3 separate regions of the Mus musculus genome follow, and regions 2 and 3 are each linked to region 1. Evidence: chromatin loops called from intact Hi-C (ENCODE). Cell type or tissue: left cerebral cortex. All regions are shown on one strand.

Evidence for each region. Hi-C counts contacts between places; a loop is a spot of excess contacts. Peaks named below come from ENCODE experiments on the same cell type or tissue, not always from the same donor. Only the 100,000 strongest peaks of a DNase experiment are listed, where the experiment ranks them.
Region 2: it touches region 1 in a loop (4-fold over the local background); 9 of 42 quality-filtered maps call a loop at or near these places.
Region 3: it touches region 1 in a loop (2.2-fold over the local background); 2 of 42 quality-filtered maps call a loop at or near these places.

Annotation. Positions count from the first base shown.
Region 1 is chr19:28,755,954-28,763,953 of GRCm38, reverse strand. Gm35922 (a long non-coding RNA gene) reads right to left here and starts at 3,921. Exons shown (of 4, transcript XR_877801.1): 1 at 3,667-3,921. It also overlaps the pseudogene Gm6788. In left cerebral cortex, a CTCF peak has its summit at 4,797 (motif pointing right); a DNase peak (open chromatin) is centred at 4,946.
Region 2 is chr19:28,693,109-28,701,108 of GRCm38, reverse strand. D930032P07Rik (RIKEN cDNA D930032P07 gene) reads right to left here. Exons shown (of 5, transcript NR_045330.1): 4 at 6,903-7,104. Among named protein-coding and RNA genes, the nearest start is that of Glis3, 17 kb to the right of the region's middle. In left cerebral cortex, a CTCF peak has its summit at 3,212 (motif pointing left); no DNase peak of the experiment used is centred here.
Region 3 is chr19:27,775,353-27,783,352 of GRCm38, reverse strand. All of the region lies in intron 15 of Rfx3 (regulatory factor X, 3 (influences HLA class II expression)), which reads left to right. Among named protein-coding and RNA genes, the nearest start is that of Gm35697, 110 kb to the right of the region's middle. In left cerebral cortex, a CTCF peak has its summit at 3,180 (motif pointing left); DNase peaks (open chromatin) are centred at 3,167 and 5,465.

The DNA.
Region 1 (8,000 bases):
ACAAAGACTTTTAAAAAGTAATCAAGATCTGTAGTCTCCCCTCCCCTAGCCTGAAACCTGCTTGCTCCGGGTGGAGCTTCCTGCTCATTCGTTCTGCCACGCCCACTGCTGGAACCTGCGGAGCCACACACGTGCACCTTTCTACTGGACCAGAGATTATTCGGCGGGAATCGGGTCCCCTCCCCTTTCCTTCATAACTAGTGTCGCAACAATAAAATTTGAGCCTTGATCAGAGTAACTGTCTTGGCTACATTCTTTTCTCTCGCCACCTAGCCCCTCTTCTCTTCCAGGTTTCCAAAATGCCTTTCCAGGCTAGAACCCAGGTTGTGGTCTGCTGGCCGGACACAACAAAGATCCTAAATTTTTCTTTTATAAAAGTTTCTGTATCTTATAAATCAATAAAATGGGGGAAAAAGATGCGCCACGGCTTCGGTAGCGACCGGCTGTCCTCTGCTGCTTGAGCGGCGCCCGCACCTTCCCTAGGAGCTCGCAGCAGCCGGCTGGCCTCTGCTCTACGGTAACCATGTGCGACCGGAAGGCAGTGATCAAAAATGCAGACATGTCGGAAGAGATGCAACAGAACTCGGTGGAGTGCGCTACCCAGGCGTTGGAGAAGTACAACATCGAGAACGATATTGTGGCCCATATCAAGAAGGGGTTTGACAAGAAGTACAACTCTACCTGGCACTGCATTGTGGGCCGAAACTTTGGTAGTTATGTGACACACGAAACCAAACTCTTCATCTACTTCTACCTGGGTCAGGTGGCCATTCTTCTGTTCAAATCTGGTTAAAAGCATGGACTGTGCCAAACACCCAGTGATCCATCCAAAAACAAGGACTGCATCCAAATTCCAAATACCAGAGACTGAATCTTCAGCCTTGCTAAGGGAACACCTCGTTTGAATCTGTTGTGTTGTGTACAGGGCCTCATTCTCTGTACAAGTCTGTGGTTATAAAATTAGTAAAACAGCTTACATTTGTATTTATTTTCTAGTCCATACTTCTGTACCCCCATTTTTTCTCCCTTAGGTCATTCCTTTAAAAATAAATCTGTTGGAGATATAAAAAAATAAAAATAAAAATAAAATGGAAAAATCTAAGCAAGCACAATTTTGGGCCACTGTCAACATTTAGAGGTATGTACAGTCAGTAATTCACCTTTGTAATCTCCCCTCTTTGAGACAAAAATGAGAGTCTCTTATGTTATTTTGGGGGTACTGTCTCTTGTATTCAGGGGACTTCCAACTAATTAATGTTTCTCATGTACTTGTGCACTCATCTTGAGCCTCCCTGGAACAGAACCACAAAGATGTCCCCTCTCACCTTCTCTAGTGCCCTAGAAGTTTCTCTTGAAGTCTTCATCAAGTGCCAAGGGTTCGGTGCTTGGGTGCTTAAAGAAGTGTACATGGGCAGGGTGCTGTGGCTCATGCCTCCAATCTCAACACTCAAGAGTTGGAGGCAGAAAGATCTATGAGTTAGAGACCAGCCTGGTCTGCAAAGCAGGTTCTAGGACAGCCAGGGCTGTTATAAAGAGAAGCACTGTCTCAAAAAAAAAAAAAAAAAGTAAACACGGAAGATGATAAAATGATTGAACAAAGTCTATGATAATAATTTTATTTAAAAATTAATTAAAAATGATATGCTATGTTTATTATAAGAAACAATCAAATATACGTCTGTTAAATATTAAGTGTGATGCGTTTTCTAGCTTAGACACCTGACCATGTCCAGCTCCTGTTTCTTCTGTCCCTTCTCACCAGCCAGATGAGTTTGAGGTTCATCAACATTCATGTAACAGAGACTAGAATCAAACTCAAATTCCTGAAAATCTTGCAGGTTGGAATAGTAACTCAAATGAACCGAGTCTAGGGAGAGTCAACCGAGAGATAAAAGTCCTTCTGGAGAGCTGAAAATCTAGCAAGAAGCATGAAGACGCACATAACACAAGAGCATCCGTGAGACCTCTGGGGCAGTGCTGAGACTGGCAGAGAAATCGTGGAAGACCAGGATGCTGCAGAGGTCTGTGTGAATGATGCTCTTCACTCAGTGCAGACAGCCATGTGGAAAAAGTGGCCCTGAGCCAATACAAAGCCCTGAGAAGTACAAAGCCCAGAGAAGCATGAGCTCCGAACTGATACCAACGCCCCGAGAAGTACGAGCTCCGAGCTGATACCAACTCCCCGAGAAGTACAAGCTCCGAGCTGATACCAGAGCCCCGAGAAGTGAGAGCTTTAGGGGAAGACAGTGTGCTGCTGGCTTTTATTTGGCTTCAGGTCTCCGAATCTTTTATCTTTTCACTGTCTCTCCGTTCATGAATTGCTCTTTAATTATTCGCTCTTTTGCCTTGAACATTGGGCTTTGTGTGTGTTAGATGAAGCTTATTCAGTTGTGGTTCATGGCTGTAACTCATCCAGAGCCATTGGAACCTTGATTTGGTCACTGGGACTCCTAAGCCAACTCTCCCTTCCATGTGTGCATTTGATCAGCATGCTGTTATATTACAGCTCCAGGGACAGGTAAGAAATGGAGGATTTAGAAGGGGAACTGCTTGCCCAAACCATTCCAGCTAGGATGTACCCAAGCTGGGTCTTTTGATCCTCACGCAAATGTTCCTTCTGTGGTTGAATACTTCCTGGGGATAACTTTGAATTTATGGGTAGCTATAGTAGAACCCACATACCAGAGACCTGTGTCTTGAGTTGATATTATTGTTTGCATTTTCAGATGAGACTCTTTGGAAGGGTAAAGATTTTTGTTTCAAGTAAAAGAACAAAGCAAGTGCTATGTATGAGTTGTTACAGAGAATAATCAGGTGAGAAAGAAATCTGCCCTTTTTGATATTCTTTTTTTAAAGATTTATCTATCTATCTATCTATCTATCTATTGATCTATCTGTTTGTTTGTTTGTTTGTTTGTTTTATGTGTGTGAGCATACTCTTGTTGTCTTTAGACCCGCCAGAAGAGGGTATTAGATTCCATTACAGATGGTTGTGAGCCACCATGTGGTTGCTGGGAATTGAGCTCAGGACTTCTGGAAGAACAGCCAGTGCTCTTAACCTCCGAGCCATCTCTTCAGTCTCCTTTTTAATATTCTTAAAACACTCAGAGGCTACAGTTTTCGATAACTTAAGATGATGGCTGAGCTAGGATTATTAAAAGAAGAGGGCTCCAAGTTCTAATGAGCAACAGTGCTAGCTAGAAGCTACAGAGCAATGTATGAAACTCCGGCGGTTAAACTGATCTCCCTAAAGGGTGTGCTATGAGAAAGCATGGAAACCTTGCGTGGGATCCTGGATGGAATTTTAAGTCCCACTCTCTGCATTTAAACTTAGAGAGGTTGACAGAATTTTCAGTGCGTCCTCTGGAACAAGATTGGTTCTGTTACATTAAAGTTTGGGCTGCATCACCAAGATGTTGACTACTCTGAAAGGTGTTTGAAGAAGTTTATTAACGTGAAACAAAATGACTACCTTGCCTCAAGTATTTGCCAGCAAATTTGAGGGCAACCAGCTACACTTCAAATGGAATAATCAAAGTTTAGACCTAGAGTGGGTCCCTTTGGAATCCATACTAACTTAGGCTAACTCTTTCTATTTTTGGCATAGAGTCTGGCTCCATAGACATTGAATAATAAAAATAAAATACCAATAGCACAATTACTTACAGTCCTCCTGTTTCAGCTTCCCTAACTGCTGCGATTACAGGGATGCGCCACCATGCCAGCTCCCATTTCCTTCTTTGTTGATGATGAAGAACCAAGGTCCCAAGACCAGTGCAGCTTGATGAAAGTCACTGTGTGGCTTGGGCCAGTGTTCTTGCTTGGCTTAAGAACAGCGTTGTCAGGAACTCCTTCCCAAAGCTCTTTCTGTTCCCCACCTTGTGATGTGCTGTTGCCCTTTGGCTCAGAAAATCCACTAATAAGGACTACTCAGGCTGGTTTATTTTATTTGGAGACATTAAGAACATTTTTTTTAAAATCCCCTTTTAGGTTATAAAAAGAAAACCTCCAGCTAAAACCTGACATAAATGATTTTTCGATGACTCTCTCTGAGAGCAGCCATGCCACGAGATGCTTCTGATGGCTCGGGTAAGCAAGAGCAGATGGTTCGTAAGTTGAGCTAACTAAGAGGAACAGTCATACAGTAAAAGCCTGTGGACTTTCGAAATTGCACTTGGTTGTAATTTCTAAATTTCTGTGGACTTTGCTTTTCTGACTATAAATTGAAGGTGATATTATTTTCCTTCATTGTTTCGAATAAAAAAAATATAATAATAGCACCCAGCCTAATACATACTTACAGAGAACACACCTATGTTTACATAGAATAAAGACCACTCTTTTTCCTTTCTAGGCCTTTCTTCTTTTTATTTATGCTAGTTTTGGAGATCAGGGAAGGCTTTGATGATTAAGTTAAATCTTAAAGGATGCGTAACTGATCATGGTGCAGGTAAAGAAAAAAATATCACAATTATTTCAAAGGGAGGCAGCAACCAACTGCACAAAGACTGCAGAGGGAACATTCAGGAATCATGGAGTGACCGCAGGAGTAGACTTCACCAGGGGCTCAGCAAGCCTCGGGGATGATTGGGGGGGGGGTTAATTTTAAGGGCAATGGAGAAATCACTAGAGAACTTTCTGAATTTGAGTTTGCCGTTTTGTTTCCAGCATTCCGGGTCTGTGACTAGTAGCTCACGGACAAACTGTGGATAGAGATTACTACCAAAACAGGCAGAGTGTCATTTGTTCCGGGACTGGGGGGCAAAGGCAAGAGAATAGCCACTCCTGGTGGTCCACCACTAGAGGGAGCTGGTGGCCTTCCGTGGTTTATAGTTCCTTGGATGACAAGGTGGCATTGGCATTTGACTCAACAATTTGGCCATTTTCCAGGGACAGGGCCATTATGGCAGTTGGTGGCTAGTAACTTCGGCCCCTGCACTCTCTGCCCAACCATATGTCCAGACACTACTGAGAGTCCTGGGCCCGGAGCCTCTAGCCAGCTTAGAACAAAGGCAGCCTGAAAAGGCTTCTTGCTGTTAGCATGGAGACCTCGCGAGCATTCATCCTTTGAACAGCTCCCTTACAGGAGAACGTTTGTGTGCTTCCAGAATGTGAAGGAAGGTTCATGGTTTTTAAAATTCATGAATTGCGTGGAATGGAACGTTCTTTCTCCAAGTCTGAGGAAGAAACAGAGAGGCTGTGTCCTCATGACGCCCAAGCTCCGGGTCATCTCTGGGAAAAAAAAAAAATGTCCAGTCAAACCGTTTATTGGAAATGGTATAAATACCCCACCGCCCCGCCCCCACCACACACGTCGTCTCAAAAAGAGGTTGGGGGTTTTATGTTTTTGTTTTTGTTTTTTTTTCAAAACTAATTAGTTAATTATTTATGTTTAGCTTTTGAACTCAAGGCTTTGGATTCACTCAGCCTCAGGCAACTAGCTCAGAAAATTTAGCATTTCTCTTTCAAATTACTCTAAAACAATTTTTAAGCCTTGGTGAGGCCTATATACTAAAGTGAGAATATGGCTAGGGGGTTTTTCAAGCTCCTCTCCGTGTTTAGCTCTCTGGCTTCCCTGGTCCTTTTTCTTCCTGTCTTCTGAGCACCCAATGCCCTTGTGCTCAGGTTAGACCTATGAACACATCCCTCCAACCGCTCCTTCCCAACACTCTTAAAAGAAACCCCAGAATCTGAGTCAGAAACAAAGACAGTTAGCTGTATTTGGTTTTATGGACTCTTAACGTGTGAGCGTAGGCACACCTACTACAGTCTCTAGCTCCTTGACTCTTTGGTGTAGAAGCAAGGGACCTCATAACTGTGTAGAAGCAAGGTATCATCGCTGTGGCCTCACTAAAATGAATTAGGTGGTATTCCTTCTGTTTCCATTTTGTGGAATAGTTTGAGAAGTATTGGTATTAGGTCTTCTTTGGAGGTCTGATAGCATTCTGCACTAAAACCATCTGGTCCTGGGCTTTTTTTGGTTGGGAGACTTTTAATGACTGCTTCTATTTCCTTAGGGGTTATGGGACTGTTTAGATAGTTTACCCGATCCTGATTTAACTTTAGTATTTGGCATCTGTCTAGAAAATCATCCATTTCACCTAGATTTTCCAGTTTTGTTGAATATAGGCTTTTGTAGTAGAATATGACAGTTTTGGTTTTTTTTTTTTTTTTTTTTTTTTTTTTTTTTTTTTTAGATTTCGTCAGTTTCTGTTGTTAAGTCTCCCTTTTTGTTTCTGATTTTGTTAATTTGGATGCTGTTTCTGTGCCCTTTAGTTAGTTTGACTACGGGTTTATCTATATTGTTGATTTTTCTCAAAGAACCAGCTCTTAGTTTTGATGATTCTTTATATAGCTCTCTTTGTTTCTAATTGGTTTATTTCAACCCTGAGTTTGATTATTTCCTGCTATCTACTTTACTACGCTTGGGTGTGTTAGCTTCTTTTTCTTATAGAGCTTTCAGATATGCTGTTAAATTGCTCCACGATGTTCATAGCAGCCATATTTATAATAGCCAGAAGCTGGAATCAACCCAGATGTCTCTCAATGGAAGAATGGATACAGAAAATGTAGTAAATTTATACAATGGAATACTAGTCAGCTATTAAGAACAATGACTTCATGAATTTTGCTGGCAAATGGATGGAACTAGACAATATCATCCTGAGTGAGGTAACCAAGACTCAAAAGGGCATACATGGTGTGTCCTCACTGATAAGTGGATATTAGCCCAAAAGCTCAGAAGACCCATGATATAACTCACAGACCATAAGAAGCTTAACAAAAAGGAAGGCCGAAGTGTGGATGCTTCAATACCACTTAGACGGGGGAACTAGCTACTCACAGGAAGCAGAAGGAGGGAAAAACCTGGGTGAGGGAGGGGAAGGAGAGGGAGAAAAGGCAGGGCAGGACCAGGTATGGGAAGAGACAGAAGACCAGAGGGCCAGGAGAATGAATAGAAATAAGTAGCAATGGGGAGGGGGCAGGGGGAGCCACTTGAAAATCCCAGATGCCAGGAATACCAGCGGCTCCCAGGACCCAACAAGGATGACATTAGCTACAATACATAACAGTGGAAAAGATAGAACCTGTAGAGACCACATACAGTAGAAAGGCATGGCCAACAGAGGAGGGAGGGGGCTACTCACCCATCTCAAAATTTATAACCCAGAATTTGTTCCTGTCTAAAGGAAACATAGAAATATAAAAATGGAGCAGAGATTGAAAGAAAAGCCATCCAGAGACTGCCCCACCTGACTAAGACAGCTGCAGATACTCACAGCCAACCATTGGACTGAGGGCGGGGACCTCAATGGAAGAGGTAGGGGAAGGACTGAAGTAGGTGAAGGGGTTTGCAACCCCATAGGAAGAAAAACAATATCAACTAACAGGACCCCTCAGAGCTCTCAGGGACTAAGCCACCAGCCAGAGAGTATACATGGAGGGTTCCATGGCTCCAGCTACATGTGTTGAAGAGGATGGCCTTATCTGACTTCAATGAGAGGGGAGGTGCTTGGTCCTGTAGAGGCTTGTTGCCCCAGCAAAGGGGGATGCTGGAGGGGTGAGGCAGGAGTGGCTGGGTGGATGGAGAGGACCCTCTTAGAGGCAAATGGGAGGGGAGATAGAGAGAAGGGTTTGCAGAGGGAGACCAAGAAAGGGGACCCCTCTGCAAACCCTCTGCAAGTTGAAATGTAAATAAATAAAATAATTAATAAAAAATGTTTCTACCCCAGTGTCTTTCATTCCTTTACTCTCGTCCACCAGTATGTAGGATGTCTGTAGGGACCATAACTGCTAGGAGAGATGGCAGGATAAGACACTAAGTACTGAATCCCCTAAGGCAGCCATTCTCAACTTCCTTGAGGCTACGACCCTTTAATACAGTTCCTCACGTTGTGGTGACCACCACCAATAACATTACTTTTGTTGCTACTGTTATGAACCATACTGTAAATCTCTGGGCTTTCCCACGGTCTTGGTCTTAGGAGGCTCTGTAGAAG
Region 2 (8,000 bases), 63 kb after region 1:
CCCTAAATAATCCAAGTTGTTGCCAAGACTTAGAGGTTGCTCTCTACAAACTGACAGAGAGGATGCACTGCTGAAGATAACACCCACACAAACAGGTTGAACATGGAGAGGTTGAGTTGGTGCCTACATAGAGCCTTCACCCCTGTGTGCTTGTATCTTTAGTATAGGAAGATGCTCTGCACACAACCAAAGGAGAAATGTAAACACCAGCCTGGCTACAACGGTTTATCTACAATGGTTTCCTGCTGCAAGATATGCTAGAGAAAAGCCTGAAAACCAATCAATATCTGATTTGACTTAAGACCTGTTCCACAAGATGGAATCCATACCTGACACTGGGTGACCAAGAACTAGGAACCTAGGGTAAAACCAAACACTACACTATAAAAAAAATTATAGTAGTAAAGTGACTCCTAATGACTTTATGCTACACTCATAGATCAGAGTCCTTGTTTAGCCATCATCAGAGAAGCGTCCTCCTGCCATATATGAAAACAAATACAGAAACACACAGCCAGACATTATGTAGTTTAATGTCTGAATAGGAGACTTGGAACTCCCAGACCTTAAAGGGAAGTCTCTGGAAAATCCCCCTTCAAGGCTCAGGGGGATCCCTGCAATGAGAAGGCAGAAAGAGCTTAAGAGTCAGAGGGGATGGAGGACACCACGGAAGCAAGGCCCTTTTTAAATCAACATGATTGATGCACACATGAAGACCCAGAGACTGAGGCAGCATGCACAGGCCCACACAGGTCTGCACAGGTCTGCACCACATGAGATCCTCCAACTGAAAGGAGAAATGGACATACTCAGGAGGATCCATAACTCAGAAGTTAACTCCAATTGGTGACCACTTGCAAATGGAAATTTAGTTTCCTCCAAGGGAGTCTCACTGAGGAAACAAATGACTCTTAGAGCAGGCTGCCTGCCCGGCAGTGGATGACAACAGAAAATGAGCTCAATGGCATATTTGGAGTTTTCTTGTCTCACAGTGTTCTGCAAGGGCTGCTCCTTTTTCTCTTCTCCTTCTCCTTCTCCTTCTCCTCTCCGTCTCCGTCTCCGTCTCCTCCTCCGTCTCCTCCTCCTCCTCCTCCTCCTCCTCCTCCTCCTCCTCCTCCTCCTCCTCCTCCTCCTCCTCCTCCTCCTCCTCCTCCTCCTCCCCCCTCCCCTCCCCTCCCCTCCCCTCTTCTCTCCCCTCCCCTCCTCTTATTTTCTTTTTTCTTTCTTTCTATTGAAGATTTTATCTTATTTTTATTTAATTTACATGTATGCATATGTTTTTTTCTCAAATCTACCCTCCAGGTTTTTGTGTATAAATTCATGGTTTCAAGTTAGTGTTTCTTTGGAATTCCTGAGTGTGGAAAGAAGCGATTATTTGTATCTTGTGGTTGTTTCTTTTCTTTTCTTTTCTTTTCTTTTCTTTTCTTTTCTTTTCTTTTCTTTTTCTCCTCCCTGCTCCCTCAATCGCTAACTCTCTTGTGCTTGTTTCTTTTGTCCAATTCCAATGTGGTTTTTTTTTGTTTGTCTTATTATATTTTATTATTATCCTGAAAAAGAAGTGTGCTTCTTTTTCTTTTTTTTTTTTTTTTAAGATTTATTTATTTATTATATGTAAGTACACTGTAGCTGTCTTCAGACATTCCAGAAGAGGGAGTCAGATCTTATTACAGATGGTTGTGAGCCACCATGTGGTTGCTGGGATTTGAACTCTGGACCTTCGAAAGAGCAGTCGGGTGCTCTTACCCACTGAGCCATCTCACCAGCCCCGTGCTTCTTTTTCAATGAGAGACAGAAATGGGGTGGATTCAGATTGTAGGGAGGGTGAAGAGGAGCAAGGAGGAATAGAGAGAGGAGAAAGTATGTAATCAGTACATTTATGTGAGAAAAGTCTATTCAATAAAAGGGAAAGAATGATAAGGAGAAAATAACCTACTTAATGGAGGTTAAAAAAAAAGTGAAAATGTCATTGAATTATTGAACTAAGATATAGTATGAAATCAAATGTAGCCCCAGGGCGGAGGATGTAGCTGAGGTTGGTAGACTACTTAACGTGCACCTCTCGATTTGAGTCTCTGTTCCACATAAACCAGGGATATTGATTTATTTCCATAATTCCAGAATGCAGATGGAGGCCAGGGAGCCAAAAGCTTAGGTAATCATAGGATATACAGAAAATCTGAGGCCAGCCTGGACCATGTTGGGTTATATAAAAATAACATTAAATAAATAAAAAATTGTAATTTAAAGAAAAGGAGACAAGTTGCAGGACCTTAAAGGAGAATATGTGAAGGGGGTTGATAGGTTATTTCTGGGCCAGCAAAATGAGGCAATTCACACCAGAGTAGATCATATTAGAAGAATTGAAGCTAAGGAATCGCCATAGGGAGAGGGAGGGGGGAAGAGATCGAAAGAGCATGTGCACATAGAGAGAAAAGGAGGAGGAGGAGGAGGAGGAGGAGGAAGAGGAGGAGGAGGAGGTTGAGGAGGAGGAGGAGGAGGAAGAGGAGGAGAAGGTTGAGGAGGAGGAGGAGGAGGAAGAGGAGGAGGAGGAGGAAGAGGAGGAGGAGGAAGAGGAGGAGGAGGAGGAGGGGAAGAGGGAGGGAGGGAGGGAGAGAGAGTGCAAAATGTCTGGATTATATAGGGAAGAGACTGGGCTGGAAAGCCCAGTGTTGCTGAGTAGGGTATGCCTGATGGGTCCTGAGGGATGCTGGGAGAACCTGGAGACCAGGTCTGCTTTGGTGTGCAGAATATGCACTTCCGTCCCTGTCCTAGGGTCCAGTGCCAAACAGGGTTGAATTGTCAAGGGTAGCTAGATGAATTTTAATTCACTTGTCATTTAGAAACTAGATGTGAGAAGCCCATCTTCTCTCGTACAGCCAGACACATGTACAGGAATCCATTTTGGTGGGAAGGACACAGCGCGGGAAGTGGTAGTTGGTTTGTCGTATGCCCCAGAAGGGTGTGGCTTGAATCCTTAGAAGAAAACTTCCCACTGTCCTCACTGCAGATGAGGATGTGTTTTCTTCTAAGATGTAAAGGCTAATTAATGCCTGCTCTGGTTTCATCCAAATTTAGTGCGGTGGGGCTCCACAAACAATTTCATGTTCTAGGACAGTAGCCTCACCTTACACCTGAAGTTATGTCCAGCTGCCTAAGGCTGGGTCAAGACTAATGCTGGCGAAAGAGTGTCCTCTGCTGGCCAGCCAAAGCCACATGCTTTTCTACTGGAAACTTCTTTGGTTAGGCTAGAACTGACTATTAAAGGCTGGGGTCTGTGTACCAGGGACAATGTCTGGGGTTGGTGTTTCACTGGGAAATTCAGGAAGACTCGGTAACACAGAGTAAAGTGTTCCTCTTCTAGAATATTCTCTCTTGGGAAAAACTTTTTCCCTTGAGGAAACAAACGATCGAAGTAATATTTGACTGAATGATTGAATCATGAATCCCTCTTGAGAATTTCCAAGATAGTTATGTTGTTAAGGGGTGGCAAGGGCAGGAGGTGAAATGTAAGCATGAATTCTATTTTTAAACAATTTAAATCTGATGAAAAAAATCTTTAACAAAATGGGTCCATCCTACTTAATAAAAATTAAATTTTATTCTCTAGCATCTTAGTAAGGAGAGTGTATCATATATATATGTACACATATGCATACATATGTGTGTATGTATGTGTATATATATACATATATATATATTTATACACACACACACACACACACACACACATATATATATATATTAGCATTGCATTTGATGGAGTTTTGGAATGCTTACTGAGGTGGTGTGAGGAGTCACTGGAATACTGACAGTTAAGGACAAGGACCCTAGACTCTCCTGGCAAATTGTTCCAACATCTGAGCCCAGTCATAGGTGACAGTCACCAGTCATTTGTCCCCAGATGCATTCAAAATTGGCATTAGATAAATGGGCTTTGTTTGTGACACCAGGACAATGGATCTGGGGCACATTTTAGGTATGAGACAGGTTACTTCCTAAATCAACTGAGTCGTGGAATCTCTCTCCCTCCTCTCCCTCTCCTCCTCCCTCCTCTCCTTCTCCTCCTTCTCCCTTGCCCCTCCTCTCCTTCCCCTCCCTCTAGGTGGAGTTGTACATAAAAGATACACACCTGTGTTCTAGAGAATGGAGGAGTGGAAGGATGTGGAGGGAGGAGAAAGATTTTCTTGCTGTGGCCTCTTGGTAAATCTGCCTTGAGGGGCCATTTTTACCCTCAGTAGTCCTTAATCCCTGGAAAATTCCAGCCCTGTGAATCCTGACAAACACATTCTTACTAGGCATAATCCTACCCCGAGAATCCCTTTAGGACTGCCTATAGTGGAGTGAGATGAAGAGAATGTGGTACTGGTGGGGTTTCTAATGGTGACTGCAGAACCTGGTAGTGTAATTACCATAGAACTAGAGAATACACAATATACCCACAGCTTCCTTTTTGTCTTATATCCTGGGTGTAGTTGTTGGGGGGGGGTCCCTCTTTTACCTCTCCCTTCTCTCTTCTTTCCTTCAGTTTCTTCTTTTAAGTAATGGAGTGTAAACAGTATTGGATTGGCAATCCAACGTTATGGCTTGAATTCTGATTCTGCCATTAGCAAGCACATAAATAGCTAACATCTGAGTGCCGACACGTGTTAAGTTCATTCCAACCTTGTCACCAGTGTGACCTTACCTAATTCTCAGGACTTATGGTAGTACTTATTACTACCATCTTATTGATAAGAAAATCTGAGGCCTCCAAAGGTTAAGCCAGTGTCCCAGGTCACGTGAGCTAACAAAGAGAAGAGTTGGCTTAAATTCAGGCAGTCCAATTAACAATTTAACTATTGTGAAATCTCTTATATGACTGTTTACTAATTGTGTTAGTTTACTGTTCCAGGATCTAACCATTCCTATTTATAACTTCATGTTTTTAACAAGTATTGAGCTCCACTTGAGGCTCCTGTGGGGCCTCACAGAACACAGGCTCCGGGTACCCAACAAAATGGCAAGGTGAGAGAGTGGGTGCACAGGGAGATTCCCCAGGAAAGCTGAAGGAGGAAATGGCCTGGGGACTAATGTGGGGTAGGAGGCCAGCTCTGAAAGGGTATTTCAGGGAGAGCTGGAGTTCAAGGTCTTTGGGGACTCTAGTAACTTGACCCTTTGACTTAGGAAAATAGTGACGGGATGAGGACACTGCCAAAGGCAAAGATCAAAGTTCAAGGTTGAAGACCACAGAGGAGAAGGAGAAATGAAGTCGATTCCTGTAGTGGACTGGAGGCAGGGGGACTAGTGAACTGGCCAGGGACATGGCCTGAGTGGGAGAGCTGAGGACATCAAGCTGGCTGACAGGGCAAGGGGGAAGTCTGAGCAAATGGGCTAGGCACCTGAGGCGTCAAGAAGACAGGAAGTCAATGACAAGAGAGCAGAGGTCAGCAGTAGTGAGCATGGTGGCTGAGTGAGCGGACAGTCAAGGAAGGTGGCTATTGTTCCTGTGGTCTGTGAAGGAAGACATGGGGCCAGAGTAATAGATAGTGCAGTTGACGCTTAGAGCAAATGCCGTCAGAAAAACACAACTGTGGCAGCAGCCTCCTAGGTGCCAAGTGATCTACCTGTTCCTCGTTCCCCATCATCCTCTCAAGTCAACAAAGAATACTGTGGCGCAGGCGTGTGGCTTTCACTTTAAAGAGGCAGCACACACGGTGCTGACAGAGAAGAGTGAATAACCAGACAACCCCCTGTTGTGTATCATGGGCAAGCAATTCAAGCGTTCTGCTTTCTGTGTGGCTGCATGTGTAAGATGCAGGTATATGATGTGGAAGATGTATAAGATGCAGGGATAAGATGGGGACAGCATTCCCTTTTTCATAATGTCACTGTGAGGAGGACTGAGCAAAGGTGTAAATGTCTGTCCTGAGCAAGTACATAGGACAAGTTGCTGGTCCTACTGGGTAGTAGGTCTGAGACAGAGACCAGACACGTGTCTGAGGACACACGGCCCAGGTTCAAATTCCCATCAACTAACCACAAGGCCACCTTTACTTGTGTGTTTCATACTGAAGAGAGGATGTGACTAGGAAAAAAGAAGGAAAGAAAAGCCAAGGAAGTTATAGGAGTAACAATTAGGAGAGGACTGGATGTAGAAGAAGAAACTGAGGGAAAGACAGACTGAAGATCTAGTGCTGGTTAGGTTTTTTGTTTGTTTGCTTGCTTGTTTGTTTTGTTTTTGTTAGCTTGACACAAGCCAGGGTCATCAGGAAAGAGGGAATCTCAGTTGAGAAAATACCTCTGTCAGATTGGCCTGTAAGCAAGTCTATAGGGCCATTTTCTTGATTAATGATTGATGTGGGAGGACCCCTGTGGACAAGTACTGCCCTTGGGCAGGTAGTCCTGAGTTATGTAAAATCAACAACAACAACAAAACAAAACGATGAGCATGCCAATGCCAGCAAGCCAGTGAGCAGCACTCCTTCATGGTCTCTGCTTCTGTTTATCTCTCCATGATCCTGACTTGAGTTCTTGCTCTGACTCTCTTCAGTGATGGACCATGATTGCTAAGGATGGTATGCGTATGCGTATGCGTATGCCTATGCCTATGCCTATGTCTATGTCTGTATATGTGTATGTAGGTATGTGTAACTCTAACGAACCCTTTCCTCCTTTTGCTCATGGTGTTTATTGGAGCAACAGAAAACAAACTAAGACAGGAAATTGAAACTCTTTCTTGTTTAAATAAAAGTCATTGTATTTTTTTTAAAAACACAGAACTAATTTCTTGTCACCTTGTTGATTTGAGACCTTAGAAACAAAACCCCAGGACATGAGAGCACCATAGAAGATGTAATGGCTGTTCCTGGTTGTCATCTTGACTATATCTGGAATGAACTACAATCCAGAATTGGAAGACTCACCTGTGATCCAGATCTTGAGACTGAGAGAGAGAAGTTTCTGACCTGGATCTTGGCCTGGAGATCTTGAGGCATAGTGGCTATGAATCCCAGGAGACTAAGGCAAGGAGATCTCTGAGCTCAAGGTCATCTGGGACAAAGCAAGTCCCAGATCCAGGTGTGGTGGTACACACCTTTAATCTGGGCCACACCTTCTGCTGGAGACCTACAAAAGGACATTGGAAGAAGGAAGATTTGTTCACTTGCTTGCCTCGTGGGACTGAGCAACTGCTGGATTTGGGCTTCCATTCGCAGCTGGTCATTGTTGGGGAGTTGACTACAGACTGTAAGTCATCATAACAATTTCCTTATTATATAGAGACTATTTGTAAGTTCTGTGACTCTAGAGAACCCTGACTAATACAGAAGGGGTGTGTGTGTGTGTGCAGGGGGTCTTCATGGAAGGTGGTTGATAAGGCTGATGCAGGAGGTTTCTGTGTTGAGGATCAGAGGGAGAGGTGAGGGTGATGCTCTCTGTACACAAGTGAATCTGGTTGGGAAAGATGGGGTAGTGAATAGAGTCAGTTCAGAAACCTAAGAGCCGGGGTGGACAGTATTTGGAATGGGAAGACATTTTTCTTGTGTAATGAGCCCATTTAGGAATCTGGTGACTTTTATGGCCCACTTCACTGTGGTTTTAATTCCTAAAAGTAGAATCCATAGGACTATAAGCTTTCCTATCCACAGAGCATCCCATGCACCATAAAGATGTTCCTGGCTTGACAGCTGGATGTATATGAAGCCTTCATCCTTAGGTCCTGAACATCGCCTCTTGGTCCCTGACCCCTCTACACCCTGTCTGGATAGAGGACCCCAACAAACACAGAACGTGGAGCAGTACAAAATGCTTAGCTTTAGACAGTGAGTTCAGTCAAAGACTTGCCCTCAGGTATTTTGGACATTGGCTTTCTTATTTCTGAAGGATATTATGGGCTGATCAAGTCCTCATTTGGTTCCAAGAAAATCCTACTAACACCCAACTGTGGGTAATCCTAGCTAACTGACTCATTACAGGAAGTACCTAGTATGAGCCACGTGCTTAGAAGATGGCTGGTATGCTTC
Region 3 (8,000 bases), 980 kb after region 1:
GCTGCTTCCTTCTACAAACTAATATACCTTAGTGGTTTGTACTAATGGTGTGTCTGTATTCCAGCCAGAGGGATTAAAGGTGTGTGCTGTGTCTGCATTCCAGCCAGGTCACACAGACCTTTGGTTGTGATCGCTTGTCAGTGCAGCCGTATTGCTGGATTAAAATTCCTCTACATAAATATTTATTGAGCACTCTGTAACTACATGGCTACACATTCTCAGTGCTACAAAGAGAGGGCTTAGAAGATTAGGAGGTACTTGAAGCAAGGGACAGTTACTCTTGCCTGGGAAGGCCATATGAGGCTTTCTCAAGGAAATAATATTGAGATGAAAAATGAAATACTCCTGTTTGGTTTGGTTTGGTTTGGTTTGGTTTGGTTTGGTTTGGCTTGGCTTGGTTTGGTTTGCCTACATGATAGAAAACAGAGTTTATTTACAGCCAGAATTTATGCAATTTTCACATGTTTATATAAGTATTTTAAGTGTGCCCATAAGCTCTCTGGCAGTGGTGAGGTTTTACTTGTGGGCATGATAGACAAGTTACACCTGTCGCACACCTGTTACACCTGGTAAATGAAAATTTCAAAAACCATAAAGTACTCTGACAGGGCAAATTGAGAAAAAAAAAAACCTTTTAAAAATAGTGTGGCTATTTAGAATCTGTTCAGAAGTCTGTGGTGTGTATGTCTTACATCGTAAATACATAGTTTAGTAACACTCACTGAACATGTACAGGTCAGGTTGCTTCATAAAATGATTCTCCATGATAAGCATTTTATATTGTATATTTAAAATTAATTATATTGTAATTATTCTTATCATGACTATGCCCACGTATTACTAGTTTTAAACCTTCTCAGTAGCCAACATTTGAAAAGGAAAAAACAAAATGGTGACCGAGGCACGGCACCACACACCTAGAGTGTGGGCATTTCAAGCACGAGGCAAAGGATTGTGAGTTTGAGGGTAGCCTGTATTATAGTAATAAAATCCTGATTCAAAATCTAAGAGTAAAAACAAAATGATCCTCTAATTGTTTAGTTCTAAACACAAATATGGAAAATAACCTACCTAATAATACCATCTGGGGAAAATATTTTTCCAGATTCATTGAAGTTAATATATATTCAGGATGAAAAGGAGGGGTTAAAAAATACCTAAAAACCAACGAGAAAGAGTTAAGAATTCATCAGAAAGTCTTTAGAGTAAGTGTGGGTAGAGGGTTCCCTTTCAGAGAAGCCAAGCACAGAGCATGGGAACCTAACATCAGCCAAGGGCAGTCAATGTCAATGAGCAGGACCCTGCGGCAGTGGGTGTACACTGGAGCTCTGCCTGAGGGACAGCCGACTTACTTTAAAGCATGTTGTAAAAGCAGGATTTGTATTACAAGTTGACGTTGAGGTTTGGTTTTTTTTTGTGGGGGGGGCGCTTGGGTTTTTTTTTTTTTTTAAAGATTTATTTCTTTATTATATGTAAGTACACTGTAGCTGTCTTCAGACACTCCAGAAGAGACAGTCAGATCTTGTTACGGATGGTTGTGAGCTACTATGTGGTTGCTGGGATTTGAATTCAGGACCTTTGGAAGAGCAGTTGGTGCTCTTAACCACTGAGCCATCTCTCCAGCCTACAAGTTGAGGTTTTTACAGGGAGTAAAAACTATTTGTATAGCAGTAACTTAAAGATGTATGGAGTACTTGTCAAAAGCTATGCTGTCATTTGTATAGAGCTTACCATAACTTGCTATCATTTTAGTTGAAATCATATCCTGTCACTTTGCTAGGGTTCTGAGTTCACATTTATTATTACCCCAAACCTTGCAAAGGATTCATTGGTGTCAGCTGTCACCACTAAGGTCAGCCAGAGTCAAAGTCACCCATGAGAAATAGCAAGTGCTAACAGCTAACTGGACAAAATGTTTCCATCTCAGTGACCACTGCTGGTAATCCACACTTGGCTTTATCATCGTGAAAATCGCTTGCATATATTTTCCAAATAGGGACTATGTTATTAACCTTGTATCCATACCATACATAATACCCCAAACATGCCACCCAGACACAAATGCATGTGCATCCTCTCTGATAGCCTGTATACCAGATCCCTACTAGGTAACATTGTATCCTTTTGTTCTAGGGCTTCCTTCTTGGGTTTTCATGGATGTCTCTTGGTCATCCTCCTACCCTGTCTTTCCATTTTTCTAAGATATTTAGAATGTGCAAACTAAATGCAGTATTAACTTAAGAAATTTGCAATTAGAAACTGAATTAGAAAACAACAAATTATACCTTTCAGCTCCTTCCTGCCCTGCTCTACCACACACACTCCAGTCCTAAATGATGTTTTTTTTTTTTTTCCAGAACCTGTAGTTTGATTTCAGCTCTGTTTGCTTTTCTGTATTAGTTCAGACGACCTAGAAGTAAACAATGAGTCTGCCACCCTGGAGGACTTGTGAAGAAGCCTTCTTGTGTCCCTCCATCCACTCGATTCCTAGGGTTGGCAGTTTGAAACCCTTCCAGTGTTTCCTACCTTTCTCCAGCTTCTTTCTCTTCTTTTCTCTTTGCATATGAGAAAATTGCCTGCTTATTACAGCACAAGAGAAAGACTTGATTTTGATTGTATTATGAGTCCAAACCCTCCCCTCAGGATCCCTGCCCTCAGCCCACTTCCTGTGTTTCTTCTCCTTTCCTGCTGGCTCGTACCTACAACCTCTCTGTCCCCTCCTCTATGGGAGTAGAGAGTATCCAACAATAAGTACTGAAAAATAGTCATTCAGGGTTAAACAAAGTGATGAGAGGACAGTCTGCCAACTTACAGAACTGCTCATTGGTTCTCATGGGTCATATATAAGATGTATTTACTCAATAAAGTTCCCAGGTCAAGTGGGCCTTCTTCTAGAATATTTCAGAGACCCTCTCCAAGGTGTTAGGTTCTTGTTTAAATGTTTAAGCCTGAATTGCTCAAGTGAGGAAAAAAGCAAAACTAGAAATTCAAGATTGCTTAAAACACTTGAACAACTGAAATAGTCACTAAGGACCTGAGTGACTCCTCAGCACATAGTCCTCTTCAGCAGTGCCTGTCACTGGATCCTTTAGAGATTTTGACTGGTGGCTTCTTGGACACACCCACAAGGCAAAGACATAGCCACAGATTATGCATCACAGCGCCACCTACTGACGTGTGTACCATACTCCATGATCCTGAGCCTACCTACCCCAAGTGACCCTAAGGAGTGTCTATTGTATTGTATGTAGTCCTTTGTTGTTATGAAGGCGATGGTAAACTCCATTGTTCAAAGTGGGAAAGGTCTTTGTGTCGTTTATTTCTTCTGTTTTGTGACAGGAACTTGCTTTGTAATTCATGTTAGCCTGCAGTTCATTGCAATCCTCCTGCCTCAGCCCTCTCAGTGCTGATATTACAGGTGTGTGTCTGATTTAAAGTAGGAAAGTTATTTTCTTAAGGAAACTACATTATGTCATTGTTTTACTAAAATACAGCAATAAAAGTGTCAGGAAAGATGTTCTCAACAAGAATATGGGCCATGACTGAAAATAGTGTAAGCTCTATAAATCTAACTCATATTTATCTTGAAGAGAACATGTTTCCAACACCCTCAATCTCGTTGTCTCTGCAGGTAATCACTGCTGGTGTAGTAGTTTGAATAAAAATGGTCCCCTTAGGCTCTTAGGGAGAGGCATTATTTGAGTGGATTAGGATATGTGGCTTTGTTGGAGTGGATGTGGTCTTGGGGTGGGTGTGGCCTTGTTGGAGGAAGTGTGTCACTGAGGCGTTGAGGTTTCAGAAGCTCAAACCAGGCCCAGTGTCACTCTCTCTTCCTCTCAGCTGTGAATCCAAATGTAGAACTCTCAGCTTCTTGTCCAGCACCTTGTCTGCCTACAAGCCACCATATTTCCTGGCGTGATGATAATGGACTAAACTTCTGAACTGTAAGCCAACCCCAATTAAATGTTTTCCTTTATGAGAGTTGCCATGGTTGTGGTCTCTCTTCACAGCAATAAAGCCCTAACCTCAGACAGCTGGTTATAATCAATCTACACTCCTTCTCTCCTGTAATAAATTAAGGCTGTTCTTTGCTATTAGATATTATGTATGAGCTCAGTGGGAACTAATCAGTTCAAGAGCAGGCTTGCTTTCTCTTCTGTACATAGTTTTTTATTTGCATAAAGCGTGTTCTTCCAGCCTCAACCTAACATTTGCAGGACCAGGGGCATCATATGTCTAAGTATTTCAGACATTTTGAACCAACTGTAAGTAAAATCTGCTCCATCCATCTACTTTTAACAGATTAGCTTGATAACTAAGGACATATGGCTTATATTTAACGTCCCATCTCTTCCAATGTCCATGCCAGGAAATAGAGACACAGATGCAGCCAGCCTCTGCCCTTACATACCTGTCTTCCATTTCACTCTTCCCATCTTATCATGTGTGAACCCCTCAGGCTAACGTTCAGGATTTTTCTGCACCTCGCAAATGAGTTAGCTACACACTTCACCCCCATGTCTGAAGAGGTTTGCATAGACCTGAGAAGGAACTCAGGGCCATGGGGCAGGGAATTCTGAGATTCCAGAAAACAGCAGTATTGTAGAAAGGTAGACTGTAGGAGGGAACCAAGCTCCAAAGGGCACCCTCCACCTGAGTCCTGGGGGAAATACCACAGGGAAAGGCAAAGCAGTACTCTCAAGTGGGCTCCCTGCTGTGGCTTTGGCCTGGTGACAATGGTCAATATTCCTACATTTGAAACTGTTTCCTTTCCAAAGCAGCTGTGGCCTGAATTGCCTTGCACTCCACTAAGCACATGCTCTCTAGTGACTGGTTTTTAGAGATTTGAAACATTGTGAAGATATGTGTGCTACTATATCCCCAGGGGAGAAAGAGCATGAATGGTTAGAGTTGTATGTTAAGTATGCTGCAGCGTGTGGGGATATATAGGCAGATTGCCACCGCCCCAGGCCAGCCTCAAAGAGCATTAGCAATGAAAACTGCCATGGTATGGAGGAAAGTGACATAAATCTTTGTCTTTTTGTCAGTTTCAGTGACAACTCTGAGAGAATATATAGAAAGGCACATGTATAGGAGAAACCATCCAAAGAACCCAGTACTGTTCCAATAAACATGAGTATTTCCTGCAGAATAAAGTGGGAAATTACTGTAAGTCTGCAACTCCCCTGTCTCAGTTGAGAAACCCTGTACCAATGCTAACTGCAAAACGGTTCTCATTTGGTAGATATTTAAGAAAAATAATGCTCAGAACACCTTAAAATTCAAAGTTTAAAGCCTATTTCTCCTCAATCAAAATCATCTGAGATAGTTGCCACTGCCTGACCTTAGCCTTAGTTAACAAAACATAAAGCACTGCCGAGCTGCCCGTGACTTACAAACTCTAGAGTGTTCAAAATTCAAGCCAGTAACAGAGTGTTAAAATTAAGACTATGACTGGCTCCGCAAGTTCTAAATCTGCTCGTGAACAGTTTCCCTACGTCTGTGTGGGAAGCTTTAAAGGGCCATATTTCTTCCCTCACTTCTCAGAGTGGAAGAAGAAGCAATTGGCCAAACTCACCTGAGCCACCCACCGTTTCTAGTTGTTCTGCCTTCTCTGAAAACACTGCATGTGTGTGCCGTGTCCATGTGCAGGCCCGGCCTTCTCAGGGTGTTTGTGTCCATCGTAAAATTATTAATCAATGTAAAACCATTAGTTCCAGCCCCAGTCCTGCATAGAGTGTACAGGTCAGCAACTTCAAGCCAAAGCCTAGCAGGCTAGGTCGGATTCCTACAGCCTCTTCAACTGAGAGGTATTCATCTTGAAATCATCCTCTAAAGATTACAGAACAAAATGTTAGGGTTCTACCCACAGTGTTGGGAAACTGAGTGTGAAGACAATCTGGTTTTGTCTCTGTTCTATGCCATTTGATAAATGTACATATTTAATTGCGATGATAACCCTGTCTAATTCAGAGAAGTCAGGCTCTTGATGAGTGTAACTGGCTTATAATGGCAGAATTGTGATTTAAATACAGCCACGATGGTCTATAGCTTGTGTTTCCTTGTCCTGCTCCACTTACCACTTAAATTTAAACTGCATAGTTAAAACGTTACATTTATTCTTGCTTGAGTCTTAGTTCTGTCATCATCAAAATAAACCTAAAGACTATTTCTAGAACTATTGTGAGGGTTAAGTTAGGGGAACTGAAGGTGAAGTCATACAATAAGAGCAGGATACAGCCTTGTCCTCCAGGCTCTTTCCCAAGTCCCAAGCCACATCACCATTGCAGCAACAAAGAAAGACCTTGGGAAGTTCACTTGTGTTAGCACCATGCTGTGATGTTGTGAGGTCTACAGTGTTAGAGCTCCCCAGAGGCCCAGTTGCTAGCAGTATGGTGTAGACAGAGTAGATAGAGAAGCAGACTGACACATAGTAAGTACTTGATCTTAGTTCCATTCTATTCCCTTTGCATAAGTTCATAAATATTGAAATTCTGTGCATTGCTCAAGATTGTATTAGATTGCCTTTTATTAAGATTTAGATTTTTTAATTGATTGTGTACTTATTATCTCAAGCAATAATTTGTATAATTAGACCATCACTTTTTGGGTCAACAAGAGTGAACTCGGGCACTAAAATAAACAGAAAAAATAACAACACATAATGCAAGCATTAATAATATTGTATTGTGACAGGAAAATAGCCCACGGTTTTTGAATACTGAATCAAATAATCCATAGAATTACAAAGAATCTAGCAGCATTCTTTGGTATATAGCCAAAGTGATAATCAGAGACAAATTAATTCAGTGATTTGAAAAACACAACCAACAAAATAGAATGGAGAAATAAGACAATTAGAAAGAAAATGCCAGAGTTGGGGAAGGGCATTGATATAATTAAGTCTAGATAGTCATAGCCAGGCTTGAATTCAAAGTTAACTAAGAGGAATGATTGAAATGCTTTCTAAGTGCATATAAAATGGCAGCAGTAAGGGGAGAGAGTCTGTATGGACTTTATGTAAACTAAATGCCATTGGACTGCACATCTGTGATCTTAGCACTCTGGAATGTGGAGGCAGGGAATAGGATGTTCTAGGCCAACCTCAGATAAACAGAGAGTTCAGGGCTAAGCTGGGCTACATGAGCTCCTTTCTCAAGATGAACAAAAGGACAAGTGAGCAAATAGAAACCATGTTAAGAGAAACGTGTAGTTCTACGAGTGCATTGGTGCATGCCTTTAATCCTAGAAGTCAGGAGGCAGAGGCAGGTGGACTCTGAGTAAGAGGCCAGCCTACTCTAAATAGTAAGTTCCAGGACAGCCAGGCCTATATAGAGAGAAGACCCTGTCTCAACCACCAAACCCAGACACTATTGCACATGCCAGCAAGATTTTGCCGACAGGACCCTGATATAGCTGACTCTTGTGAGGCTATGCCAGTGCCTGGCAAATACAGAAGTGGATGCTCAAAGTCAGCTATTGGATGGAACACAGGGCCCCCAATGAAGGAGCTAGAGAATGTGCCCAAGGAGCTGAAAGGGTCTGCAACCCTATAGGTGGAACAACAATATGAACTAACCAGTACCCCCACCACCACCTCCCAGAGCTTGTGTCTCTACTTGCATATGTAGCTGAGGATGGCCTAATTGGCCATCATTGGGAGGAGAGGCCCTTGGTCTTGCAAAGATTATATGCCCCAATACAGGGGAATACCAGGGCCAGGAAGTGGGAGTGAGTGGGTTGGAAAGCAGGGTGGGGGGAGGGTATAAGGGACTTTTGGGATAGCATTTGAATTGTAAATGAAGAAAATATTAATAAAAATTTGTTAAAAAATAAAATAAAAACAAAACTAAATTAGATCCAGAGTAACAACAACAAAATGAGAGAGAAAGAGAGAGAGAGAGAATGAATGAGAATTAATTAATTTTATAATTAATGTGCATTTTGGTGCCTATTAGAACTTAAGGATCTTGGTCAGCAGTAACTAGCAAAATACATAC